3 separate regions of the Homo sapiens genome follow, and all the other regions are linked to region 2. A link is a contact called in ENCODE Hi-C data. All regions are on one chromosome and are shown on one strand. Each heading gives the region's core, a stretch centred on a gene start or an enhancer-like site at or near the end of the contact. The rest is flanking DNA. Distances are from core to core; before and after follow the strand shown. Region 1 holds the start of MTMR6 (myotubularin related protein 6). Region 2 holds the start of B3GLCT (beta 3-glucosyltransferase). Region 3 holds the start of RFXAP (regulatory factor X associated protein).

Evidence for each region. A loop is a pair of places that touch in the nucleus more often than their neighbours do. Pooled maps may share reads with other maps.
Region 1: a loop to region 2 is called in a pooled map, with 10 times the contacts of the local background. The contact joins the promoter of MTMR6 here to the promoter of B3GLCT in region 2. A Hi-C loop is called at or near these places in 6 of 50 pooled maps.
Region 3: a pooled map shows a loop between it and region 2 (14-fold over the local background). The contact joins the promoter of RFXAP here to the promoter of B3GLCT in region 2. A Hi-C loop is called at or near these places in 7 of 50 pooled maps.

The regions. Positions count from the first base shown.
Region 1 is chr13:25,285,310-25,288,958 of GRCh38, forward strand. MTMR6 (myotubularin related protein 6) reads right to left here and starts at 2,179. Exons shown (of 14, transcript NM_004685.5): 1 at 1,915-2,179. The coding sequence starts at 1,938. RefSeq lists enhancers at 1,559-2,179, 1,883-2,222, 2,323-2,492.
Region 2 is chr13:31,197,948-31,201,320 of GRCh38, forward strand. B3GLCT (beta 3-glucosyltransferase) reads left to right here and starts at 2,028. Exons shown (of 15, transcript NM_194318.4): 1 at 2,028-2,207. The coding sequence starts at 2,138. RefSeq lists silencers at 1,669-1,728, 1,779-2,678, 2,739-2,988.
Region 3 is chr13:36,817,910-36,821,391 of GRCh38, forward strand. RFXAP (regulatory factor X associated protein) reads left to right here and starts at 1,313. Exons shown (of 3, transcript NM_000538.4): 1 at 1,313-2,048. The coding sequence starts at 1,449. LOC124903158 (a long non-coding RNA gene) reads right to left here and starts at 1,162. Exons shown (of 2, transcript XR_007063760.1): 1 at 258-1,162. RefSeq lists a silencer at 1,231-1,600 and enhancers at 1,831-1,880, 1,891-2,120.

The sequences.
Region 1 (3,649 bases), core at 929-3,428, 5.9 Mb before region 2:
TCTTATCATCCACCTAAGAATAGGATTTGCTCTAGTTGATCAGATTCAGTTTACTTTTACTGATTTTTTATTCTTTTCCGCCCCCCCCCCCCCAATTATGTCACCCAGGCTGGAGGGCAATGGCGCAATCTTGGCTCACTGCAACCTCCACTTCGTGGGCTCAAGCCATCCTCCCATCTCAGCCTCCCGAGTAGCTGGGACTACAGGTACATACCACCCCACCCGGCTTTCTTTTTTTTTTTTGAGACTGAGTCCCGCTCTATTGCCCAGGCTGGAGTGCACTGGTGCCATCTTGGCTCACTGCAATCTCCACTTCCCCGGTTGAAGCAATTCTCCTGCCTCAGCCTCTGAGTAGCTGGGATTACAGGCGCCTGCCACCATGCCCGGCTAATTTTTGTATTTTTAGTAGATATGGGGTTTTGCCAGGTTGTCCAGGCTGGTCTCGAACTCCTTACCTCAAGTGATCCGCCCACCTCGGCCTCCCACAGTGCTGGGATTACAGGCGTGAGCCACCGTGCCCAGCCTTTTACCGGTTTTCGATTGTGTGCTATGCACCGTAGAAAGCATATGAAAAATAGAGGAGCTTCGAACTGATGCAGAAGGAAGTCACGTGCACTTAGCTACTACATAATACATATCTGGAACCAATACAAGAACCTGATCCAATGTCCACTCTAGTCCTCTTTTCCTCTGTGCACCTTCTACGAGTTTGGTTATAGACTTAAGCACCCTTCCATTTTCAAAATTTAAGTACCCACAACTTGAATTCTCAAGTTATTTTATCTTTCTTCTCTTAAAAAAAAATGTTAAGGGGTTAGTTTTCAGAATCTTCAATTTTACTAGATACGGTATGCACAATGTTAAAGACAAGCTCCAATAAAAATTTATGTATACCTTTAAAAGGTTTGTGAAACATTTAAAAAATTTTTAAAAACACAAATTCTTCTTGGAACAATGAAGATAACGAACATCTGTGGTTCCCTAAATGAGCCGTAATTTTAAGATGGGCAGCAACTAAAGGGCTTCAGCTTTGCCAAAACGTCAAGAGGCTGCCTTGCAGTGGGCTCGCAGTGATTTTAAAATGTTATTCTTCTCGTCTCGATTTATGTTTTTCTCCCTCTCAAAGTTAAACTTAAATGTCGTTGGAAACGTAATTTGGTAACATTCTGATGTCATTTCCTTCCGTTTTTAAATTTGTAACGAAATAAAAATATTTGTTCGTTCTCAAAATGAAGGTCTTCCACACACAAAAATTAAGCATGGAGTGCAATAAGGTCAATCGAATAAAGCTGCATCCGACCTTTTAAAATATGGAATAACATTTTTCCCTTCTCCAGAACTCTTGACTACTGACACAGGACAATGCCTGAAGTATGAAGCACAGACACGGAAACACCGGATGCGAAAGACTGGAGACCGAGACAGCAAAGGGAGGTGGAGCGGAGTGCTGATCTCGGTTCCTCCAAAACTCGTACTGTGAATCTGTGACACGGGACAATGAAATGTGAGCAAGGACAAGCTTACACAGCATCATAATGTTAATTTGAAGACGGTTTTCCGGTTGATGAGGCAACGAAAGGCTGAAAGACTCCAAAGTTAAAGGAGCCCCAATTTTGCCCGAGAAAACGTAGAGCTAGGAGGGCGGTGACCAGTTTTCCCAGACTTATCTCTACGCACTCCAAGATGCTGAAAGTGGGACCCCTGCTCCTGTAGGTACAGGAGGCCTCTGCACCCCGCTTGGCCCAAGCTAACCCTGCCCTCCCAGACCAGGCCTGGCCAGACCCTCCCGCCCCGGGCCGGGTCTCCGCCGGGCCGGCTCCCAGCCCCAGTCAGGCCAGCAGAGCCTTCGTCTCCTCCTGCCTCAGCCGGGTCAGAGCAGGGCCCCTGAAGACTGGCGATCCCGCGCCCGACTACCTTGGTCGTCCGGATATGCTCCATCGCAAGGAGACGTCAGCCGGCAGCCGGTCTCACAGGCGTACCATACGGCTACAGAAACAGGGCGGTGACAGCGACAGAGAGCAAGCGGGAACTCCCTCCACCAGCCAGCGCCGCGGGTCTGTCTGCCGGCCCCGGTGGCGTCAACGGCGCAGGTGCAGCCGGTGAGCGCCGTCTCCTAGAAACACTTCCCCAAACCCCGCGGCCTCCCGGGGGACTCGGGGCAGGCAGACAGAGCGTGTGTGGACCGAGAGCGGCTTGCTGGTTCGTCCCGGACAGCGGCGGATCCCACAGCGCCCCCTGCTGGAGGAGGCCGGTACTGCTCACCACCCCACCCGAGGCGGTCTTTGTCATCCCGCCGAGCGGACGCGCGGGGCGGTCGGGGAGGAAGACTGCGTGAGAATGGATCCCGAGTAAAGGGTTCTTGTGGGGTGAGGGCAAGAGTGGAGGATGTTCTGAAGTCCATCGCCATACCACTGGACAGCACCAAATTTAGTTTGAGCTGCAGTTCTACTCATAAGAATGTATTCTAAGGAAATAATCAGATTTGGAGTTATTATTCTAAGGAAATAACCAAATAAGGAAACCAGCCTTATTTGAAACAATCAACTCTCCAATCCTACGGATTCCTTATGTAAAGTATGATGATTAGCTAGTCCTCAATCTGGTCTGGTGTCAGAGTCCCGCCTCCTACCTCAATTTCATACGATGTTAGCACCAGCATCCATTAAAACTCATCCTGTAGAGGGATATCACATAACGAAAATGTTAATGCTGCATTACTGAGTGAAGAAAAAACTGACTATGGAACAATAAGTTCAATGTAGCCGTGCTCTGTAATTTTTATTTATGTAAACAAAAAGTTTACATTTCTAGGTGAGGGTTACAGGTAATTTTTGTTAGAACACGTCTAATGTGGTACTTCTCAGCCTGGAGTGAGTTTTCTCCCCGGGGGACATTTGGTAACATCTGGAGATATTTTTGGTTGTCTCAAATGGTGGTGGTGGGGGGGTGGCGGCGGGGGGCAACTGGTGGGTGGAGGCCAAGTCACAAGTCGGCTGCTGAACACCCTACTAGGCACCAGACCAACCCCCCAACTACAGGGAATTATCCGGCAGATGACAACAGTGCAGAGGTTGAGAAACCCTGCTCTATGCCAGGCGCGGTGGTTCACGCCTGTAATCCCAGAACTTTGGGAGGCTGAGGCGGGCGGATCACTTGAGGTCAGGAGTTAGAGTCCGAGAAACTCTGCTCTACGTTTTGTAAGTATTCTGTACTAAGCCGGTTAAGGTTTGTAATCTTCATCTTTCATACTGTGATTGGTGTTAGAAAAGCCTAACATCTAAATTTTCTTTTATAATTAAAAATTTTGTTTCACTTATTTGTTTCATTTTGTTCAAGTTGTCTTGGTTTGTTTTGTTTTGAGTGCCTACGATGTTTCAGACAGATTGCCAAAGCAATGGAGATGGTTATTAAACACAACAGCCTTTGCGGTGGAGTTGCTGACTCCTCTAAGCTAAATATGTAATAAGAGTTACATTAAACCACCTAGAAACCAACCTTAGTACAGTATCACATCCACCCCCTCCCCCCGAAAAAAAACCCCACAAATCCTGCTCAGAAAAAAAAAAAAATATATATATATATATATATACACATATATATATATATATATATACATATATATATATATACACATATATATATATATAGA
Region 2 (3,373 bases), core at 778-3,277:
TCTGTTAGTATCCTCATCAGTACGTTGCTCTAGGAAACTCTCCTGACATGTGATTGGGAGAGAGAACTCCCAGCAAGTCCATTTATCATATGACTAGAGTAAGTGAAAGGCAATTCTTTTTAAAATGTGAGTTATGGAGCTTTGTAATGTGCCATTTATCTATGTCTACTGTGGAAAGGAAGGACACCAGGGCAAGTTTATTACTTAAACGGTGTGTTCTCTGTTGTCCTTAGGGCTTAATTTTCCACACCTTGTTCTGGAACATAGTAATACTCTAACATGATGAATTTCCATGAAAACATTGATTAAGCACCAGGAGTTGCTTACCCACGTGGAGTAGGCATTTGACCCTGCTTATTAGTCTTCTGTGTCTAATTAAACAGTTTGGTTAAATGTTTACTACCCCACATATGCAAGGAATATTTTCTTGGAAAAAAGCGAAAACAGCTTTGGAAATTGGAAACAATCTAGAACTACTAGGCAGGTAAGCTTGAGAATTTCCCAAGGATAAAAGCAATGAATTCAGTCAACCATAGATTTGAAATGCTTCACTAAGAAATGAAATGGAAGGATCCCTACATTTCTTTTTCCTCCCATCAAAATGGTATTGACAAGAGACCATAAACCTTGGGCGAATGGAACAAAAGGGAACTATTTGCACTCACACTAAATGGATCACACGTGAAATATTTAGTTCCCAGTTTTAAGAAGTCAATATAAACCACACAGAGAGAAAATTCTTTGTCTCCAGGCCTCCTTTTCAAAACAATCCCAGCAGGTATTGCACAATTGCAGACAATACTGTCCTAATGCATTAGAGCCTAAGTCCCCTAAACGCATTCAAGTTAAGAGGGCTCAAGCCTACAAATGTTTATTCAGCACCTGCTTCTCTGTCTCCAGGACATCCTACTTGTATTCCCAGGGCCATCCTACTTGTACTCCCAGGGCCTCCTCCTCCTTAAATGTTTAGCAAGTAGGTGAATGTTGTATGTCCATGTGAAAGATACTGGCATTCCTAGGGTGCTTAGCAGAGTTGCAGTCACATAGTAGGTATCCAACAAATGAGTAAATATGAAGGAAAACATAGAAACTGCCTTCAAGAGGTCATGGGCTAAACTAGGGCTGGGAAAAGCACTTGGTCCTGTGCACTTCCTTGGAAACAGAAGTGAGCCAAGGCTTGAGGGAGGCACGAAGGAGTTCAGAACCACTGAAGGGAGCCTCTAGTTCTTACTTGTAATGCTTTCCCCTTCAGTGCACCACACAACACAACAGGACCAGTCCCCTATCAGGGCCACCACTCTACCGGGCTGGGGAGGAAAGCCCTTCGCAGTCCTGCGGGAACAGGAGGCACTCCCACATTGCTCCACTTCTCTGTATTCCAGTTTAATTAATTTTTATATTTTGAATAAAATTACACCCACTCTCTTCCATTATGGTGAACACTTAAAATTACATTTATAGAAAATTACATTTACACAAACTTGTTTAAAAGCCAAATCCCAGACCTAGGCTATTGGCCAAATTCCATTTAAAGGGGATATTAAGTAAATTAGTTGAGCTGATTAAAAACACCTTCATCAAAGTAGAGCATTGGTGCCAACAATATTAAGAGTTGAACTATTGATTACATTTTTTTTTCCACAGCAGATAATACATTAGCAGGGAGGAAAAGTGATTACTGCTCGCTTCCACTTCACAGGTAGAACTACTGATGGGGGTGACGCGGTAAGGTGGGAGGGCATGAAGGCAGGGGACGCGGCCTAGGTCAGGAGGGACGCAGAGGAGAAAGGAAGAGGAGGGGTGGAGGCTGGTGGCTGGAGGGGGCAGAGGTCAGACGCCTCGAAGGAGGGCGCCGTGAGGGCAGAGCCGCGGCCACCTCTACCGCAGCAGCCCGTCGGGCCGGACACCAGCCGCAGCCGCCAGCCCGGCAGACGCTGGAAGCGCGCACAGGGGTGCTCCCGCTCCCGGCCGCCAGAGGGCGCGGCCGGCGATGGCGCGGCGGAGACGGAGGGAGGAGGGGAGCCGGCAGAGAAGGGTCAGCCGCGGCGGCAGGGCGGCGGCGGCAGCGGCGCAGCTCCGCTCCCCGCGCGTCTCCCTTCCCCGCGCCCAGGTAGGGCGCTCAGCCTCCGCCGCCAGGATGCGGCCGCCCGCCTGCTGGTGGCTGCTCGCGCCGCCGGCGCTGCTCGCGCTCCTCACCTGCTCCCTGGGTAAGTAGCGGGCGGCCAGGCGCGCAAGGGCGAGGCGTGGGGTTCGCGGGCACAGTCGCCCGTGCCCCGGTCGGCGCGGGGAGGGAGGCGCAGGGCGGCCCAGCCCTGCCCCGCCGGCGCGCGCGTCCCGCCGTCCGGTCCCCGCCGCGCCGCGCCGTCAGCAGCGCCCTCTCGCGGCGCCCAGGTGGGACCCGGGCCCGGGACCCGAGGCGTGCCCGCTCGGCCCCTTTCGGTCTTGGGTCCCCGCTGCCGCCCCGGCCCCAGACTCGCGTCTCCCAGCCTCTGCCGCCCCGAACCGGCGGGCGACGGGGCGGCGAGGGCGCAGCAGCCGCCCCCACAGGAAGCGCGCAGGAACTGTGCCACCGAAGAAACTTTGCAACAGCGCGAGTGGCGGCGGCGGCGGTCCCGCCCCCCTGCCTTCCGCCCGCGCTCCGCCGTCCTGCGCGCCCCGCGCCGGGCGGGAGGCTGGACGGGAGCCGGCGAGGCGGCCCTCGAGGCCCCGCGGCTCCTGTTCGACCCCCGGGGGCGAGGACTGCGGTCCCGGTGTCCGCGCGCCCCTCCGCAGGGCCTTCGGGACGTGCCCTGGCCCCTGAGGATAAGCGGCCAGCTCGGCGCCAGCCCTTCCCGGATTCCGACCCGGAGGAGGACAGGGGCGCCCGCTGGGCCTCCGCGGGAGCTGGCGCGGCGGGGAGGCTTGCTCCTGTCTCGGGTCTCCGCTGGGGACATCAGGGGACACGTCTGCGAGCAGAGCAGTGCTTGCCCGGTCTCCTGCTGCTGTAATGCCCATTCTTTTTTATTTCTTTTCTCCTCGCAAGGGCATTTCCCCCCTTTATCTTAAAACGATGTGATAAAAGTTAAAAAAAAAAAAAAAGCAGCCTTGTAATTGACTTTCATGATCAGATTTGTTCAACTTTGAAAGCTTGAGCGAAAAATTATTTTTTTTTCAGACTGCTACAGAGTTTTTGTCCTCTAACCCAGACTTGCTGGTGTGAAAAGGCAATGATTTCAGATTTTTTAGTAATGGCAGAATGGTGCAGTTTAGGAAAAGACGTAGCGTTATTGCGCACTGCTCTTGTTAGCCCACCGGAACCTTGACAGCCTGTTTTTATTTGTATTTAAGCTCTCTGAATAAGGATTAATTTGCTGCATTTGTGTACTTCTGGCAT
Region 3 (3,482 bases), core at 63-2,562, 5.6 Mb after region 2:
GAAGGCAGAGTTGGGAAAATGTGCAGTAACACACCACTAAATAATATTTCCGCATACAGATACAATAGACATAAATAACCTTAAAAGCACAGATAATGATAAAACATAATAAAATAATTAGAAAATGAAGAGTTTTGAGATTTGTACCCTTTGTTTTTAATATAATCTTATTGTAAGTTTATGTAGTAAGACTTTTAATAATAGCAGTGTTTAATTTTTCTGCTAATTATATTCCTGAAATTTTAGCAACCAGTTACCATCAGTTGGCGCTAGCACACCACCGACTGCAGGCTTTACTGATGAGGAAACTGAGGCTCGGAGAGGCTGTCACGAACTTGCTGTAGTCACACAGGAAGTACTACCTAGGTTGCTCTAATTCCAAACCTTCTCCCTTCCATATGCCTCTCTTTAAAACATAACTGATCTACCTATATGTCAGCACCCAAACATCTTAGTGTGAATGGATTTATAGTTTGTTGAATAAAGTCATTGCTTTCCGGTAGGTGGGATGGGAAATCTGACTAGGCGAAAGAATAGGATGAAGGGAAAAAGAACATCTACTTAACAGTTCAGGATACGGCAGGATATTTTCTCTCCTGGGATTTGGGCAAGCCAAGATTTAACAACCAGCAATTGCCCAGCAACTGATAGAACTGGTAGAACATTCATTGTTTTTTTAAACGTTTGCCATTCAGTATTCCTTTTCACACATTTTCACTGTGTTAAACGAAAACGTTAAGACTTATCTCAGCAGCCACAGCAAAGAGCAAGTACTAACAATCAAGTGAGTTTCCAGGAGAAAAAAAACAAAGTTATCCCTCAATGCAAATACAACTCGGCCAAAGGTGTGGCCCATCCCTCTCCGCTCCACTATTTTCAAATAAGCCACCTCTGCCTTCATGGACTGCGAGCTAGTGACTCTAGGCTGTGACACCACTGCATCCCAGCTTCAAATCTCCCCTTGCAGGCAGTTTGTGGGGGAAATAATAAAATTAGCATCCTAACACTACAAGTCGTGAGACCGCTCAGGAACAATCCTAATTTGCATACTGGAACTCCTGTAGAAGATACTTTGAACCGCTTTAGATACAATAGGATCAGGTAAAACGGCGCTGCCTTGCCAGCCACTGCAGGTTTTCACCTGACACAGCCCCCAGACCCTGTCTACGAATCCCCCAGCTGGCCGAAGGGGCCGCGGCCGCACATGCGCAGTCAGTCCCGTTGGTTGTGCGCTCAGCCCCGCCCCCAGAGGCGCCGCGCTCCCTGACAGCCCGCGGGCGTACACACGCTGACGCGCAGGCTGCGGTCGCGCAGGCGCAGTCGGGGCGCCTTCCCGGTATAGGCGCCTTTTACCCCAGCGTGTCCTGAGTCTTTGGTTCGCGAAGTGCCGTTAGGCCAAGCAGGTGCTAAAAGCCCGGGGTCGTGGACCCCGGCCAGGTCTTAGCAGCATGGAGGCGCAGGGTGTAGCGGAGGGCGCGGGGCCGGGCGCCGCCAGCGGCGTGCCCCACCCCGCGGCCCTAGCCCCGGCTGCGGCTCCCACCTTGGCGCCAGCCTCGGTGGCGGCCGCGGCCTCTCAATTCACCCTGCTAGTGATGCAACCCTGTGCTGGGCAGGACGAGGCTGCGGCCCCCGGGGGCAGCGTTGGGGCGGGCAAGCCCGTTAGGTACCTGTGCGAAGGGGCCGGGGATGGCGAAGAGGAGGCTGGGGAGGACGAGGCGGACCTGTTAGACACTTCGGACCCTCCGGGGGGAGGCGAGAGCGCGGCTAGTTTGGAGGATCTAGAGGACGAGGAGACTCACTCGGGGGGCGAGGGCAGCAGCGGGGGCGCCCGGAGGCGGGGCAGCGGTGGGGGCAGCATGAGCAAGACCTGCACCTACGAAGGCTGCAGCGAGACCACGAGCCAGGTGGCCAAGCAGCGCAAACCGTGGATGTGCAAGAAACACCGCAACAAGATGTACAAGGACAAGTATAAAAAGAAGAAGAGCGACCAGGCCCTGAACTGCGGTGGGACTGCCTCGACTGGCAGCGCGGGAAACGTCAAACTCGAGGTATCAGACTTAGCTGAGGCCTGGGGATGGGAGGTGGAAGAAGAAACCCGATCTTAACGCAAACCGCATCTGCAGGGCCTGCCTCCCCACTTCCAAATGGGCCGGTTTGCAGTGACTGGGTTAGTGGTTGAGAATTAGAGTGTTTGCCCTAAATTAAAGTTTATACCAACATGTGCAAAGCAATAACAGTTCTGTTGAACTCATGATAGGTGCAGAAATTTCAGTAAAAATAATGTGACATCGGCAGAGCTGTCATAGATCTGGGATATGGCTGGAAGGACATAGAGTAAATGATCGGTCTGGTTCATCGCTAAAGGAGACTTAGGAACCTAGATGAAGTTGGTACTTCTGAGAAAGTCATCTCTTTCTGTTTTCACTACTCTATTCTCAGTATCCAGTTCTCAGTACCCAGTTCTCAGTACCTCTATTTGTAATACTCCTGTATTTAGTACTTTGTTTTTAGTGTCCTGTTCTGTTAACCCTCTTCCTAGTACCGTATTTTTAGTACTGCTATACTCAGTTGCCTGTCTGTAGTACCCCTGTACGTAGTACTCTTTTCTTACAACTCTGTTCCCAGTACCCCTATGTTTAGTCCCTTGTTCTCATGTTCTCACTACCCCAATACTTAATATACTTTGTTCTCAGTATCCTTGTTGTTAGTACCCTGTTCTCACTACCCCTTTTCTTAGTACCCCTGAGGGGGGAAAAAAAGGATGATAATGGGGTATAAGTCTCAAAAAACTTTTGGATTGTTTGATTTGAACTGAGTCAAAGGTAAAACCAGTGTTCTGGAGTTCGACTTCTGGGTGCAAATCCCTGTTGCATCATTTACTGGCCTTGTGGCTTGAATAGGTTATTAAACTCTGTAAAATGGGCATTAAAATCGTGTGTCATTCATAGTGTTGCTGTGAATATGTGAGCCATTCCATATTGAGGGTTCACACAGTGTCCAGCAACTGGCTAAAGTTTGCAAACCTTACCCATTATTATTGTCATTGTTAGTGGTATACTTTGAGGCTGTCACAAATAAGCAGATATTTCTTCTTGTGAGAGCTATATAATCCCTTAGTGTAGAGAAAAATTTAATTTTGTTACAAGTGATCCAAGCCAGGTATGGTGGCAAGTGCCTGTATACCCAGCTGTACTTGGGAGGGTGAAGTGGGAAGATTGCTTGAGACCAGGGGTTCGAGGCTGCCGTGAGCCTTGTTTGCATCACTGCATTCCAGCCTGGATGACATAGCAAGACCCTGTCTCCTTAAAAAAAAAAAAAAAAAAAAAAAAAAAATTTTTTTTAACTGCAAGCTGTCTTAGGGTCCTAGGATGTATTCTAAGTCTTTAAATTTCTTAGTTTCAGGCTGAACTTGAAGTGCTCCATCACTAAAATATTAGACCTTGTAATTGTTTACAAATGTAATGTTCTAGGCCAGGCTCAGT